2 separate regions of the Homo sapiens genome follow, and region 1 is linked to region 2. A link is an interaction called in ENCODE POLR2A ChIA-PET data of the cell type or tissue named here. Cell type or tissue: MCF 10A. All regions are shown on one strand.

Region 1 (8,000 bases), 160 kb before region 2:
ATTCAGAACTCCAAAAGCTTTTGTTTATGTGGTTTATGTTTACCAATACTTAACCATATGCTGTGGTTTGGATGTGGTTTGTCCCTGTGAAAACTCACCTTGAATTGCCAGTGTAGCGGTGTTGGGAGGTGGGGCGTATCAGAGGTGATTAGCTCGTTAAGATGGACTTCTTGTGAGACCCGGCTAGTTCTTGCAGAACTGAACTAGTTACCATGATAGTGGGTTGTTATAACGCAAAGCTGCTCCTTGTTTTTGGTCCCTTTTTTGTACATGCCTGCTTCTCCTTCTGCTTCTCCACCATGTTATGATGCAGCGGGAAGCCCTCACCAGAGGCCAGGCAGATGTGGGCGCCGTGCTTCTTGAACTTCCAGCTCCAGAATCATAAGCCAAAAAAACCTCTTTTCTTTATAAATTACCCAGCCTCAGGTATTCTGTTACAGCAACATTAAGTGGACCAAGATACCATGTTAGAAAGCAAAACTGAGAAATTTTTTAAAAATATTCACTCACTTTAGAATGACAAACCCATTATGTGTTAAGATATGACATTCTAATGAAAAATCTATTTTGCAAACAAATTTAGTGGGAAGAATGGTACTGTTTCACATTCATGGTGAGCAGTTATGGCCCTCAATTCTGTCCACACCTTAATACTCTGAACCTATAAAACATGTTATTTTACGTGGCAAAAGGGACATTACAGATATGATTAGGGTTAACGATTTTGAGATGGGAGATTATCTTTCATTATCCAGGTGGACCCAATCTAATCATCAGCTCCTGAAAAATGGAAAACCTTTTCCAACTGGTGAGAGGGAGATGTGACAGTGAAGGCTCAGAGGGAGATGCACTATTGCTGGCCTTGAAGATTGAGGATGGAGTCAAGAGCTAAGGAATGAACAGGACCTCCAGAAGCTAGAAAAGGTAAGGAAACAGATTCTTCATTAGAGCCTCCAAAAGGGAACACAGCTCTGGGATACCTTGATGGTAGCTCAGTGAGAACCCATGTCACACAGCGGACCTACGGAGCTGTACGAGAATAAATTTGTGTTGTTAAGCCACTGTGGTTTGTGGTAATTTTTAATGGTAGCAATAGAAAAACTAATACAAGGCCAGGTGCAATGGCTCACACCTGTAATCCCAGCATTTTGAGAGGCCAGGTTGGGTGGATTGCTTGTGGTCAGAAGTTCAAGACCAGCCTGGCCAACATGGTGAAACCTTGTCTCTACTAAAAATACAAAAATTAGCTGGGTGTGGTGGCGCATGCCTGCAATCCCAGCTACTCAGGAGGCTGAGGCAGGAGAATCACTCTAACCCGGGAGTCAGTGGTTACAGTGAGCTGAGATCACGCCATTGCACTCCAGCCTGGGTGACGGACAGAGACGCTGTCTCAAAGAAAAAGGAAAAATTAATCCAACAATTTTACAAATCTCTTTAGTGTCTGGCTAAACCAAAGACCGTTGGATTCTTGCACCTGCTTCTGCATTCAGTCTGTTGTGATATGATGCTTTGGTTGAAGTATATGAAGAAAATTTGGCCTTATGTAGATTTATAGTTGAAAACCATAGGAGTATTTTAATAGCCTTTTCAGATCATTGTGGATTATTCTTTGATATAACACCAAATTTAACAGTTGTAATTTCTTAAAGTTTAGTTGCAATGTAGAACATGAAATCATATCAACAAACTTTTCATATCTGTTACATTAATACCCATTGGCCCATCTTGCAATTTGAATGGATCTTTTACTTATGCATTATTTTGTAACATGATGTACTGGTCATTTGGAAAACACTGATTCACTAAGTTATGCAGATCTTCCAACTGTTGACACATTTCATTATACAAGATAAAAAAGATCACATTCATTAATGTCAATCTTATCCAAAGATACAGAGAAGCTATTAAACTCATAATGGCAGATACAAGTTTTCCAGAATTCTCACTTTCATTTGAAAGCTCAAATTTTATCATTGGCAACAAATAGCATCAGTTGTTTCCCTTGAAGTGACAGGCTCACTTTGTTCATTTTTCAGAAAATGTCTGCCAAATACACAAGTCTGAATCACTTCAGGTTGTCCGTCATATTTTCAAGATGGTGCTCTATGCAAAAAACAGTACAGGTTACGACTCACAAAATGACGTAAGTGCTTTTCTTGGAGACAACCAAGATACTTCAAATTGTAGCAGAAATGCTTTATGCCTACGTCCCGTGGCATCACACACAATATTAAAAACAGTACAGGATCAAGGGCAGAGATTAGATGGAATTAATAATTTTTACTGCTCACGCCTGTAATCCCAGCACTTTGGGAGGCCGAGGTGGGTGGATCACGAGGTCAGGAGATCGAGACCATCCTGGCTAACAAGGTGAAACCCCGTCTCTACTAAAAATACAAAAAATTAGCCGGGCGCGGTGGCAGGCGCCTGTAGTCCCAGCTACTCGGGAGGCTGAGGCAGGAGAATGGCGTGAACCCGGGAAGCAGAGCTTGCAGTGAGCCGAGATTGCGCCACTGCAGTCCGCAGTCCGGCCTGGGCGACAGAGCGAGACTCCGTCTCAAAAAAAAAAATAAAATAAAAAAAAATAATAATAATTTTTACTGCTTTATTAAGTACATTCTCAACTGAGACTGCCATTTTAAAAAAATCACCAATATCATAGCAGTGAAGAATGCAGCATCGACTACTCTGTTTGGCGTCACAGAGTTTGTTCATGCTAAGGCGTCAGCAGTTTTACCCAACACTGATTTTGTTCCATCAGTGCACATATCAACATAGTGAAAATGAGTGATAACAAAGTCTTAATATTATTATGAAAACCATTTTGCCCACACAGACCCTGGGGGTCTGCAGACCACACTTTGAGAACTGCTTATTTATGCCATTTTATCTAAGGACATCTCCACCTTCATTCCATATTTCTATGATGTGTAGTGCATGGGCTTAGCATTTTGGTGTCTGTTTCTGTAAACCATTGCAAAGATGTGCACACACACTTTATTGTCATATTCTAACGAGATTTATGAAATTCACAACACGTACTTTGTAGACAATTTGGCAAATGTTTTTCTTTTAAAAATTCCTTGGCTTTCTCTGCATTTTCTTGGGTTCTGTGTGCTACTATACACATGTTGATTTATGAAGGGAAGTAGTAGCTCTCAGATGGTTATTCCCACTTAGCCAGAAATTACTTTGTTGACAGTGGAGAGAAAAGAAGTAATGCATACATCTGGATAACACTTTTAGTTTCATTACATTTTGTTTGCTTCCACATCTAAATTATAAGATAATATTGTATTACGCTAATTAGCATTCATGATTTTTTCTGGCTTTACAGATTTTGTTTCTATGGTAAAGCGATACACATTCATTAAAGAAAACTTAGATATTCTAGGCCAGGTGCAGTGGCTCACACCTATAACCCAGCACTTTGGGAGGCCAAGGTGAGCGGATCACAAGGTCAGGAGTTTGAGACCAGCCTGGCCAACATGGTGAAACCTCGTCTCTACTAAAAATACAAAATTAGCCTGGTGTGGTGGCACATGCCTGTAGTCCCAGCTACTCGGGAGGCTGAGGCAGGAGAATCACTTGAGCCTGGGAGGCAGAGATTGCAGTGAGCCGGGATCACACCACTGCACTCCAGCCTGGGCGACAGAGCGAGACGCTGTCTCAAAAAGAAAAAAAAAAAAAAAAAAAAGAGCTGGGTGCGGTGGCTCACGCCTGTTATCCCAGCATTTTGGGAGGCCAGGTGGGCGGATCACGAGGTCAGGAATTAGATACCAGCCTGACCAACATGGTGAAACCGTCTCTACTAAAAATACAAAAATTAGCTGGGCATGGTGGTGCATGCCAGTAATCCCAGCTACTCAGGAGGCTAAGGCAGGAGAACTGCTTGAACCCAGGAGGCGGAGGTCGTAGTGAGCCGAGATCGCGCCACTGCACTCCAGCCTGGGCAACAGAGTAAGACTCCGTCTCAAAAAAAAAGCAACAACAACAACAAAAACTTAGATATCCTAAGCAGTATAAAGAAGAAAATAATAGTTTCATCTTCCAAAGATGACCAATAATAATATTTTGGTGCATTTCCTTTCAACCTTTATCAAAAATACAGTATGTAGAGCATTTTGTAGCCTGCCTTTCCCCCTTGACATTGCATTTTATGCATGTATTATTGTGTAGTCTTTAAAACATTATTTGAAATAATGTAAGAGAGCTGGGCACAGTGGCTCACGCCTGTAATCCCAGCAGTTTGGGAGGCTGAGGCGGGCAGACCATGATATCAAGGAGATTGAGACTATGCTGGCTAACACAGTGGAACCCCGTCTCTACTAAAAATACAAAAAATTAGCTGGGCGTGGTGGCACGTGCCTGTAGTCCCAGCTACTCAGGAGGCTGAGGCAGGAGAATTGCTTGAACCCAGGAGGCAGAGGTTGCAGTGAGCCGAGATCACACCATTGCACTCCAGCCTGGGTGACACAGTGAGACTCCGTCTCAAAAAAAAAGAAATAGTGAAAAAGTATTCCAAAGAATAGATACACCACACTATAACCATATACTCACTGTTGTGCTTATTAAAGATTATTTCCAGTTAAAAAAATTTTAGGCCATAGATTTCTTTTTCCGTATTTAGATTTCTTTCTAAATCTGCCAAAGTAAAATTATCGGGGTCTATAAAAACACTGTTTTTCTACTCAAAACACTTCTGACCAACCGTATGGGGATTTTCCCCACTCTTAATCATTTCTTCAACTCTCTGTACACCAGTTGGGTGTCCTGACATTCAGTTCAATTCTGACACTACCTACCTGGAGTTAGTGCACACCTCACAGGCCCCACAGACTGCCCATACTTCAGAGCCAAGCATAAGACACAGGCCTCTGCTACTTCTGACCAACTTGACTACAAATTGGCGGTTCCCACAGCCTCCTCTTCAGGTTTGAGAGTTTGCTGTAACAGCTCACAGAAGTCAGGGGAAACATTACTTACGTCTCCTGGTTTTGTAGAAAGGATTCAGATGTACAGCCAGATGGAGAGGTGCCTAGGGTGAGGTGGGAAGGGTCCTGAGCACAGGAGCTTCTGTCTCCATGGAGTTGGGGTACACCGCCCTCCTGGCACGTGGATGTGTTGAGCATCCTGGAAGCTCTTGGAACTCTGCAGATTAGGGATTTTGGTGTAGGCTTCAGTTCATAGGCATGATCCATTGTGCATTCAGTCTCCAGCCTCACTCTCCTCCCTTGAGGATGGGGGGATAGGGCTGAAAGTTCCAAGCTCCTAACCATGTCTTGGTCTTTCTGGTGCCAGGTGCCCACCCAGGAGCCCACCAAGAGTCACCTCATTAGAACAAAAGATCCTTCTATCACCCAGGAAATTCTAGGGGTTTTAGATATGTATCAGGAATTGGGGGCAGAGATCAATATATTTTTTCTTATGTCGCATGGGGCTTTTGAAGTATATTCTCAAACTGCTTTTCAAAAGACTTGAATTAAGGTTTACTCCCCTGCAGGAGGATATGAGAGTGTCTCTATCCCGGCCATTATTAAATGTTTCAGTTTTTTATAAAACTGCTCATTTGAAAGATTCATAAAAACCTCAGTGTTTTAATTTCCATTGAATACTAGGAAGTATGAATTTTTCCTATGTTTGCTTACCAGTTTCATGTTCTCCTTTGTGAAAGACCCATCATGGCCCTCACCTGTGTATATTTTGGTTTCTTGATGCTTTTCTTAGTAATTTATGTTAACTTTTTATGATAAAGATGTTCGCCCCATTTCGGTATTTACTATAAATATTTTCTGAGCTAACACAAAGAATCAAATTAAACCAGATTTACACAAAGCAGAGATTGTTCCAGTATTTATATATTTTAGGGAGACATGAAACATCAATCAATATATGTAAGAAGTACATTGGTTGGTCTGGAAAGGCAGCACAACTTGAAGCAAAGGCAGGAAGACTCAAAGTGGGGAAGGAGCTTCCAGGTCACACATAGGGTGAAACATAAGCAGTTGCATTCTTTTGAGTTTTTGATAAGTCTTTCCAAAGCAGGTAATCAGAATATGCATCTATCTCTGTGAGCAGAGGGATGTCTTTGAAGAGAATGGGAGGCAGATTTGCCCTGAGTGGTTCCCAGCTTGAAGGGGCCCAAGATACTTTCCTTTCACATTTCCCAACTTTTCTAAAATCTTTTCGAGAAAGCATTTTGCAAGAAAATGAGTCTCTGGTCTCAGGTTTCATCTGATCTCTCATGGCTGGGATGGTTTATTCCTAGACGAGCAGGTGCTGAAAGCTCATTTTTAGCAGATTGTGAAGTCTAGTGTCCTCTGAAGAGAAAATAGGAGGAGGAAGGGAGAAAAACAACAACAAACAAAAGAACAATCCTGCAAAATTGATACAGGCCACATTCCTCTGAAGTCTATACATCAGTAGGCAGGTATGAAAGTGTCTTATGTATGTAAATAGGTTGCTGTTATTTTCTTCTGAAGTTTAAGTTCTCTAGTTTCAGTTCGCAGGGCTTTAAGAAAGCACAGCTTAGCTTTCAGTGATTCCCAATTAGGAAAAATGGGAAAAAAAGAAGGAAAAAAAGAAAAAATAATTGAAAACATTATTTTGAAGACTTGTAGCCAAGAAAAAATTTAGAATTCAACCCAAACTGTAGAAATAATAAAAATTGAAAAACATTAGGCAGGATTAGAATCTAACAACAGGTGTACTATACTTTTTGAAACATAAGTTTTCTCTCTCCAGTTTCCCTTGCTGAAGACAAATCATGGTAGGACTGGTTTGCCTTATTATACTTGGCCTAATTATTTGTATACAGTGCAGCAAGAATAATTATTTTTTAATAGTTTTTTAATTGGCTTTGATGGAACTTTGTTCCACAGAAGGGATATCAGATAAGACTTTTTTAAAGCCAAGCCCAGTCGTGGATTTGCGCATCAAATATCAATGAGTTGGGTGAATTTCCTCTCCTGTTGAGGTTCCAAGATAAACCTGGGGCTTCTGGACTTGTTAGAAAGTGACATTCTTTACTTACCACAGGTCAGAAACCTTGTACAGGCACTGCGTACACAAAATATGAGGCCAGTTTTGCCACGGGCTTTATTTCCTCCATAAGCCAAGTTGATTCCTTAAAGGAAAGTACACTATTCCAGTCAAAGCCTTGGTAAAATAACCAGTTTCTCCAATTGTGTCCTGTTACAAATGAAAACAGATTTTTATTGCACTTATGCAAATAACTGTATTGCCATAAGTTACGAATACTCATAGTTTCCAAATTCTGTAGATATCAAGTAGAGAGAAACAAATATGCCCCAAATTTTGTTCATGAGAATATACTAAATTGTTAAAAGCTGTCGATAGCTCAAAAGAAAAGTTTTAGACTCAGAAAAAACAAAGGATCAGCTAACTTTTTTTTTTAATACTTTAAGTTCTAGGGTACATGTGCACAACGTGCATGTTTGTTACATAGGTATACATGTGCCATGTTGGTTTGCTGCACCCATCAACTCGTCATTTACATTAGGTGTTTCTCCTAATGCTATCTATCCCTCCCCCAGCCCTCCAAACCCCAACAGGCCCCAATGTGTGATGTTCCCCACCCTGTGTCCAAATGTTCTCATTGTTCAATTCCTACCTATGAGTGAGAACAAGTGGTGTTTGGTTTTCTGTCCTTGTGACAGTTTGCTGAGAATGATGGTTTCCAGCTCCATCCATGTCCATTCAGAGGACATGAACTCATCCTTTTTTATGGCTGCATAGTATTCCCTGGTGTATATGTGCCACATTTTCTTAATCCAGTCTATCATTGATGGACATTTGGGTTGGTTCCAAGTCTTAGCTATTGTGAATAGTGCCACAATAAACATACGTGTGCATGTGTTTTTACTGTAGCATGATTTATAATCCTTTGGGTATATACCCAGTAATGGGATCGCTGGGTCAAATGGTATTTCTAGTTCTAGATCCTTGAGGAATCACCCCACTGTCCTCCACAATGGTTG
Region 2 (8,000 bases):
CTCAGCTCAGAAAACCCACATTCTAGAAAGTTTTCTGTCAAGAACCCTAGGTATGGAAATGGATAAAAGGGAGTCTCTTGTACTTAACTTGGAGGAAACCACTGTCCAGCCCAATGGGTTTCACTATCAAGTATTTTTATTTATTGTTTTATCATTTATTATTTTCCAGGATTGAGTTCAACTTGTGGTACCACGTTCTTTCCCATCATCTTAATCTTTCTAAATTTCGTACTGCCTTTGATTTAAACAATTGAACTCTTACAGGTTTGTGGAGTGGAAATGGGATTTACTTGGTTTTGACCTTCACCTCACAGGAGGGGGATCATCTTTCTGGCAATTCCCAGCAGATACTAGCCTCTGCCTGCTGACCCTCAGCCTCCTCTTCCAGCCCTTTAGCAGCTTGGAATAAGAGGCAACAAACTGGTTGGGTTGATGTTTATGTGAACATATGGGTGCTTGGGAGTTGGAAGATGTGAGGGGAATCCCTTCTGATGGCTCTACAAGTGCTTTCCCAGCACTCTGGGCTTGCATGGTTCCCAGGGACTTCAGAGTTTCTAATTCCTCAAATGACCTGCCTGACAGGGAGTCCTAAGAAATGATTCGGGCCTCAAAGATCTGTCCTCAGGGGTCAGGAGAAAACATGCAGTATAAGTTGATATAGCTGGAGAGGGGATGCCTGCAACCTCCAACTGTGGAGGCCAGCCTAGCCTCCCGGAATGGGGTGGAGGCAGTCACAGATACAAGTCTCCTTGGTGGGAAATTGAAGGTATTCAGGCCCGTATGTGCCCATAGGCACATCTGCATATTTGGATTTGACCCAGGAAGCTTGGGGAAGGAGGGAGAAAATCAGAAGCTTTGACATCATTTTTTTTTTTTTTTTTTGAGATGGCGTTTTGCTCTTGTTGCCCAGGCTGGAATGCAATGGTGCGATCTTGGCTCACCGCAACCTCTGCCTCCCAGGTTCAAGTGATTCTCCTGCTTCAGCCTCCCGAGTAGCTGGGTTTACAGGCACGCGTCACCACGCCCGGCTCATTTTGTATTTTTAGCAGAGATGAGGTTTCTCCATGTTGGTCAGGCTGGTCTCGAACTCCCGACCTCAGGTGACCTGCCCGCCTTGGCCTCCCAAAGTGCTGGGATTACAGGTGTGAGCCACTGTGCCTGACCGACATCAAGTTGTATGTTTCTGGACTCTCCTCTCTTCCTCTGGCCATCAGAATGTTCTCACATCAAAAATGTGAGATGAGGGATAAAGGAATTAGCACCTAAATGTTTTACATAATGTTAGGATAATTTTGCTCTGTGGGAGAGTGGCCTGAATGTGGGGAGCCTTTGAGTAACTGACCTATAACTTTTCTTAGGCCCTTCTGGTTTTATCCCAGTTACTGATGCTGTTCTTATCTCCTATCTATTCTGGAATTCATCTCTGAACATTTAATACATTTGGCCAAGCAAGAGCAATGCTGTGATTCTTTTAAAAAGTACAAGCTTTTGCCAGTACTTCTTTCAAGTTGTAAATTTTATGAGGAGTTTGTTCCACTGTGCAAAGGAGCCTCTGACTTTAAGAAAAGTCATTCCAGCTCAAGATTTCAAATGAAGTCGAGGCTGTGTGTAGTCACAGGTTTTCTCATGTCATCGGTAGAGATAAAAGCCTCTTAGTTTTAGACTGGGCACAGCATTGTTGAACGTCCATTACTTACTGTTTAAGTAGCCAATGATCTCTGAAAAAAGCTTGGCTGTAAAGTTGGCAGAATGATGCACTGCTTTGTTTCAAGCCACTGTAAACTGTCTTTCCCAGTGTCACTTTTATCTCCAGTGCTTTTGTCACATGTTTTTGCTCATTTCCCCAAAGCGGAAAAATATTGCATTCCCCAGAATGACAATTTTCATTGCTGCCCGCTCAATTCAGTTTTTCATAAATGCCCAGGAAATAAACTAGCTGAGTTATTCTCCATTCTCACACATCTTCATTAGCACACACGAGAAGCTTTTTTACAGGGAATTCTCGTGTTGACCAGGTATGATAACCTGTTGCAATGTGGGTAGTCTTGGTTATATTAATGTTTTTAAAGATAAGTAGTGTTATTACTTTATTGGTCATGTATAATTACATCGGAGATCTAATTATTGAGAGTTAACAATGCTTTGTAATTGGTATTTTACGGCATGCTAAACATTTTTCTGAAGTGCTTGTACTATTAATGTTTATATTCTTTATTTCGTAGTCACTCTTTTTTCATACTGTAAAGGTAAACGGAATTCGGCTTAAGATTGAATTATCAAAAATTTTCAGGGGTCTAAACAAATAGTATTTAGAGTCCGACCCTCCCACTGTTTGAGATCTAGGAAAATAAAAGCCTTGGGCGGATGGGTTTCGGGCAGAACCGCTACGCTCTGCAAGCTGACCGTGGAGTTGGGCACAGTGTCATCCAAAGAAATGAAGATTTTTTTTTTATTAGCTCTTGAACAAAATTAATTAAAAGTTGTTACTCTTGGGGGTGAGGGGGACAAGGAAAGACAGGATTTGGGAGCCTGCTGACCTACAGTTCAACCCTACAAAAAGTATACCCATTTTGCAAATGAGGAAACCCAGACTGAAACACATCCTTTCTCCCAAGCCGGAAGCTGGCGGCCAGCAGCGCTGAGATTCTTTTCGTAAGCAGCAACAGCAGCCCCCTTGTCTTTCCCGCCTGGGGGAGCGCAAGCCAGGGGTGCAGGTCAGCATTTCAAGCCCCGCTACTGCCTCTGCTGCGGGCCCGCTAGCGCTGGCGAAGGCGACAGGGGCGGCCGCCTTCCCGTCACGTGACCGGCACCGCCGCCGAGCATGCCGGGAGACGGCGCCCCCTCCCCGGCCGCGGGCTTCCGCGCGTGGGCGGCGGGCAGAGCGCGCGCGGGAGGAGAGAGGAGGTGGGGGCCGGGCAGCGACAGGGGAAGAAACCGCGGCGAAGAAAAGCCCCCTGTAGAGCAGGCCCTGCTTCACCGCCCTGCCCGAAATCCCCCGCCGCGCCCCTGCCTCGGCCAGCCAGCGTCGGGCGGTGGGAACCGGGCCTGAGCTGAGGGCGGAGGGACTCCGGCGCCGTCCGTTCATTGTAAACAAATCGAGTGAGAAATGGAGGCACGCCTGGTTCCTGGGTCCCTTGGTGCAGGCTTTCACACCCCGGGTGCTAGCACTCGGTCTTTCTCCTGCGTAGGGGATAGGATTGTGTGTGCAGTCAGGTTTTTCTAGTAATATCTTGCACTTTTTTTTTCCTTCACCCACTCAGACATTCCCCATTTTTCCTCATAATCACTTTCTTTCGCTTCAGCATACACACTTAGCCCTTGGCAGGCAAAGTGGAATCTCGGGTTCTTGTCAGACCTCAATGTTTAAGCTGCTGAAACACAGGGCATATTTGGTTTAGATGTTTTACTGTTATGAAAATAAACCACCTCCTGCAGTTACACCAGCTCAGATTTTCCCTCGATAGGGTCAGTGTGGATTATCTATTGGAGGAAAAATATTTAATTAGAAAGGAATGAAATTCTCTTAGTTCCTTGAGGTTGGAAGGAGCTTAGGCAAGGAACAGTTAGTTAAAGGTAAGCACAAAAAATGCCAGGGGACCAAGAAGCCACTATTGGAATGCAGTATCTGTTGGCTGCTGGTTTAGCACACTGCCCCAGGCTTCCCGGTTGGGACTCCACTCAGGTCCTAGACTGACAAAATGGGAAGGCACCCTCCCAATGGGTCTTCATTACCATCTGCCGAATAAAGAGAATACCAGTAGTTGTATTTCGTGCATTTCTTGGAGCCAAATGATTGGATTAAATCTAGTCCCTTACTGTGCAAGCGTAGTCAATTTTGGTCATCTCTCTCTAGGCCTAGTGCCAGTTGTTGCCTGCCTTTGTAACCAGATAGCCACAGTGAGGTCATCAGAAGAGGATAGGCAGCGCTGCAGAAGGGAATCCTTTTTCTGTACCTCACCATGATGAAATAGGGGTAGCCGTCAAGTTGAACTTTCCCTTTTTTTTTTTTTTTCCGAGAGGGAGTCTCACTGTGTCGCCCAGGCTGGAGTGTAGTGGCGTGATGTCCGCTCACTGCAACTTCCGCCCCCCTGGTTAAAGCAATTCTCCCTGCCTCAGTCTCCCGAGTAGCTGGGATTATAGGCGCCCACCACCACACCCGGCTAATTTTTGTATTTTTTAGTAGAGACGGGGTTTTGCCATGTTGGCCAGGCTGGTCTTGAACTCTAGACCTCAAGTGATCCACCCACCTCGGCCTCCCAAAGTGCTGGGATTCCAGGCATGAACCACCGTGCCGGGCCAAGTTGAACTTTTCTCTTGGGGGAATAATTTCCCTGCTCAACATAGACCTGGTGGAATTTTCTTGTCTCTCTCTTCCCTGGCATTTTCTCTGGTCTTAGGCAAGCATTTCCTGCCTTTTCTGATTCCCTCTCTGTGTGTGCATGGGACTTAGGGGAGGAAGGAGGAGGGAGTTTTCTGTTAAGGGAGCCGTGAATGAGCAGGAAATGGCTATTTGGTACCAGTTATTCTGCAGAATTAGGGAGTGCTGATGCTGACAAGGAGTCAGAAGGATTCAGTCATCATGACATCTGCAGTCACAACTGGGTGGGTTAGTGAGCGCCCCTGAAGTGTGTGTACTCATTTCAGGCGCAGCCAGCAGCAGAATTTGGGAAGACTGTCCCACCCCTCCTACTCCCTGTGTGCTGACAGTTTGCTGTGTGCGTCTCCATGGCTCTGTGGAGCTTAAGAGATTAAGTCCTTGGAGAAAATGGGTAAAGTGAAGTTTTTTTTTTTTTTTTTTTTTTTTTTTTGAGACGGAGTCTCACTCTTTCGCCCAAGCTGGACTGCAGTGGCGCTATCCCGGCTCACTGCAAGCTCCGCCTCTTGGGTTCATGCCATTCTCCTGCCTCAGCCTCCCGAGTAGCTGGGATTACAGGCGCCCACCACCACGCCCGGCTAATTTTTTGTATTTTTAGTAGAGACGGGGTTTCACCGTGTTAGCCAGGATGGTCTCGATCTCCTGACCTCGTGATCCGCCTGCCTCGGCCTCCCAAAGTGCTGGGATTACAGGCGTGAGCCACCGCGCCCGGCCAAAGTGAAGTTTTTAAGTAGGACTGTTGTTAGGAAGATGTTAGCACAGTTAGAATTTGTAGGAATTCTACTGTTGGGGTGTCACTTTCTGTTCTGTTGAAATGATACTTCTTCCAAAAGCAGGAGTTCTGAGCTTATATAGCAGACAGCCTTGCTGCGGCTCACACAGACCCTGCGTGGCTAGCTTCTGGTCAGAGTGCCAAAAGCATTTGAAGTGCCTGGAGGTGTGTTAGCATTAGAATCAGTGTCATTGGGTAGCTGGGACATTGTGAGAAGTCTTGTCCACGTCTATAGAAACAGTTTCAGACTGACTGCTTGCTGGTTTCTCATTGAAGGCACCGTGTGCTCCATGTAGTGCTCTACGTAATCTAACATCCAGAGTCAAAGCAAAAGCTGCAAATGATGACAAACCCAGATCCAGAAAAAGACACAGGCCTTGACAAGGTGGTGAATTTCTTCTGAGCTTCCCAGCATCTCTTTTTGTGTTCTCTTCCTCTCTTGCTTGAATTTTGTTTGGGCCCCCACTCCCTTCTCATTCTGATAAAGGTAGAGGGGCTCAGAAGGTGGTGTTCTGCAGGCAGTGTAACCTTTGGGAAGAAGAAGCAGGCTCTGGAGTCAGAGCCTGAGTTTCAATCCTAGCCTGGCCAATCACTAATATCATTCTAGGCAAGCTATTTTCTGTGAAAACACTTTTGGCATTGGGTTTATGTGGGAACTCAGCAATGTGTGTAAAGCGCCTCACATATATATTAAATCGTATTAATAGCTGTGATGATGGTTAATACTGAGTGTCAACTTGATTGGATTTAAGGTTGCAAAGTTCTGGGTTTTTTTTTTTTTTTTTTTTTTTTTTTTTTTGACGGAGTCTTGCTCCGTTGCCAGGCTGGAGTGCCGTGGCGTGATCTGGGCTCACTGCAATCTCCGCCTCCCGGATTCAAGTGATTCCCCTGTCTCAGCCTCCCGAGTAGGTGGGACTACAAGCGTATGCCACCATGCCTGGCTAATTTTTTGTGTTTTAGTAGAGACGGGGTTTCACCATGTTGGCCAGGATGGTCTCGATCTCCTGACCTTGTGATCCGCCTGCCTGGGCCTACCAAAGTCCTGGGATTACAGGCATAAGCCACCGTGTCTGGCCAGTTGCAAAGTATTGATGCTGGGTGTGTCTATGACGGTGTTACCAAAGGAGATTAGCATTTGAGTCAGTGCACTGGGAAAGGCAGACCCACCCTTAATCTGGGTGGGCACCATCTAATTAGCTGCGAGTGCAGATAGAAAATAAAGCAGGCAGAAAAACGCGAAAAGACTAGACTGGCCAAGCCTCCCAGCCTACATCTTTCTCCCTTGCTGGATCCTTCCTGCCCTTGAACATCAGACTCTGAAGTTCTTCAGTTTTGGGACTTGGACCAGCTCTCCTTGCTTCTCAGCTTGCAGACAGCCTATTGTGGGACCTGTGATCATGTGAGTTAATACTTAATAAACTCCCCTTTATATATTTATCTATCCTATTGGTTCTGTCCTTCTAGAGAACCCTGACTAATAGAATAGCTTAGTGTTTGTCTGTCTTTCTTTCTTTTTCTTTCTTTCTTTCTTTCTTTTTTAATTAATGAAGCTCTGCTGTACTGGGTGCTATGAAGAATATCCCAGAAAGGGCTATTCTCAAAAAGCTGACAGTAAAGATGATACTGACTAACGTTCATTGAATGCTTAATATGCTCCAGGCATTGTTCTAAGTGGTTTGAATATTTTGGCTTATTTAGTCCTCCTAATGACCCTGTGAGGTAAGTGCTATTAATATATCTATTTTGCAGATGAGGAAACTGAGACTCCAGAGGTGTTAAATGACTTCTCAGTTGTCCAAGAAAATTCTAGTATGTGAACACAGTTCTTCAGAGCCCAGACCTGCCTGGCCGCACTGTTGGGCTCTTAACTGCTGTAGTCTACACTGCTGTAGTATAGGCTCACGCACTGGGGAATCTGACCGTGTCGTCAGCAGCCCGGAGGGTGCTTGGCGGTGCAGAGATCCTCAGAGATCATCCTCCAGGTACACAGCCAGAGCAGTCTCTGTCCTGCTCTTGCACCTTTCCTTTCTCTATAGCATTGCTGATGTGACCAGGAGGCATTGCCTTCAGCCTTCCTACAGAACAGATAGCGCACTGAGTACTTTCCTTCTAGATGAGACTTTTCTCAGTTGGCCTGATAGGACCTTATTATCAGCATACTAGAAAGCCAGGGCTGCTTCCTTATGAGAGGTAGTGGGGGTGAGGGGAGGCCAGAGGGCCATGGAGAGTTCAAGGAACCTGGGGAAAACTTAAGGCATTGTTCCTGCCTGCCACCTCTTCCCTGTGTCCTTCATAGCAGTTGGTAGAGTTTCCAGGTGAGACTGGCTTTCTAGTTCTTTCTTGCACTGCCCAGCTCAGCCCTCTTAATTTTAAGCAAATAGGTGCAACAGGTTGGAGAGGGTACCAGCCTGAGATATGACCAGGGTAGCAGAGCTAGTCTTGTCTGGAGACTATCAGCAGATCTGTGACTATGCAGTCAGCAGGACAGGATGAGAAGCCAGTCCAGAGCTGAGCTCTAGCCCAGTGGCCTGGAGCAGGGAGGGCTGCCCCATCTGGGATGCTGCTTTCCATAACCTCCTGCAGATCATGCCTGTCCTCTTCCTAGTCTGACCTCTGCCAATAGTTACCTAACTTTGAGGTTGGCAACCTGGGAAAAAGAGTCTTCCATTTTTCTCCAGCCTCTGATGACTTAGCAACGCCTCATTCATATATAAATGAACAATTCCTGTCACCTTGGCCTCTGTCTTTTCCAGAGATGGTTTAGTTGGTTTAGTCTGGGGAGAGGCAAAATGAAACGTGAAGGCACACACTTTCCAGTCTTACGATTCTGAAAGGTTGGTCCTCCTCTAATTG

The links. ChIA-PET counts read pairs that join two places held together with the same protein. Peaks named below come from ENCODE experiments on the same cell type or tissue, not always from the same donor. Only the 100,000 strongest peaks of a DNase experiment are listed, where the experiment ranks them.
Region 1: POLR2A ChIA-PET joins it to region 2 with 5 read pairs; 4 of 35 experiments call an interaction of 5 or more read pairs at or near these places.

The regions. Positions count from the first base shown.
Region 1 is chr1:226,854,473-226,862,472 of GRCh38, reverse strand. LOC105373119 (a long non-coding RNA gene) reads left to right here. Exons shown (of 3, transcript XR_949226.4): 2 at 756-924; 3 at 2,037-3,470. Among named protein-coding and RNA genes, the nearest start is that of PSEN2, 12 kb to the left of the region's middle. In MCF 10A, no CTCF peak of the experiment used is centred here; no DNase peak of the experiment used is centred here.
Region 2 is chr1:226,698,412-226,706,411 of GRCh38, reverse strand. All of the region lies in intron 2 of ITPKB (inositol-trisphosphate 3-kinase B), which reads left to right. Among named protein-coding and RNA genes, the nearest start is that of ITPKB-IT1, 27 kb to the right of the region's middle. RefSeq lists a silencer at 2,711-3,140. In MCF 10A, no CTCF peak of the experiment used is centred here; DNase peaks (open chromatin) are centred at 2,831 and 3,881.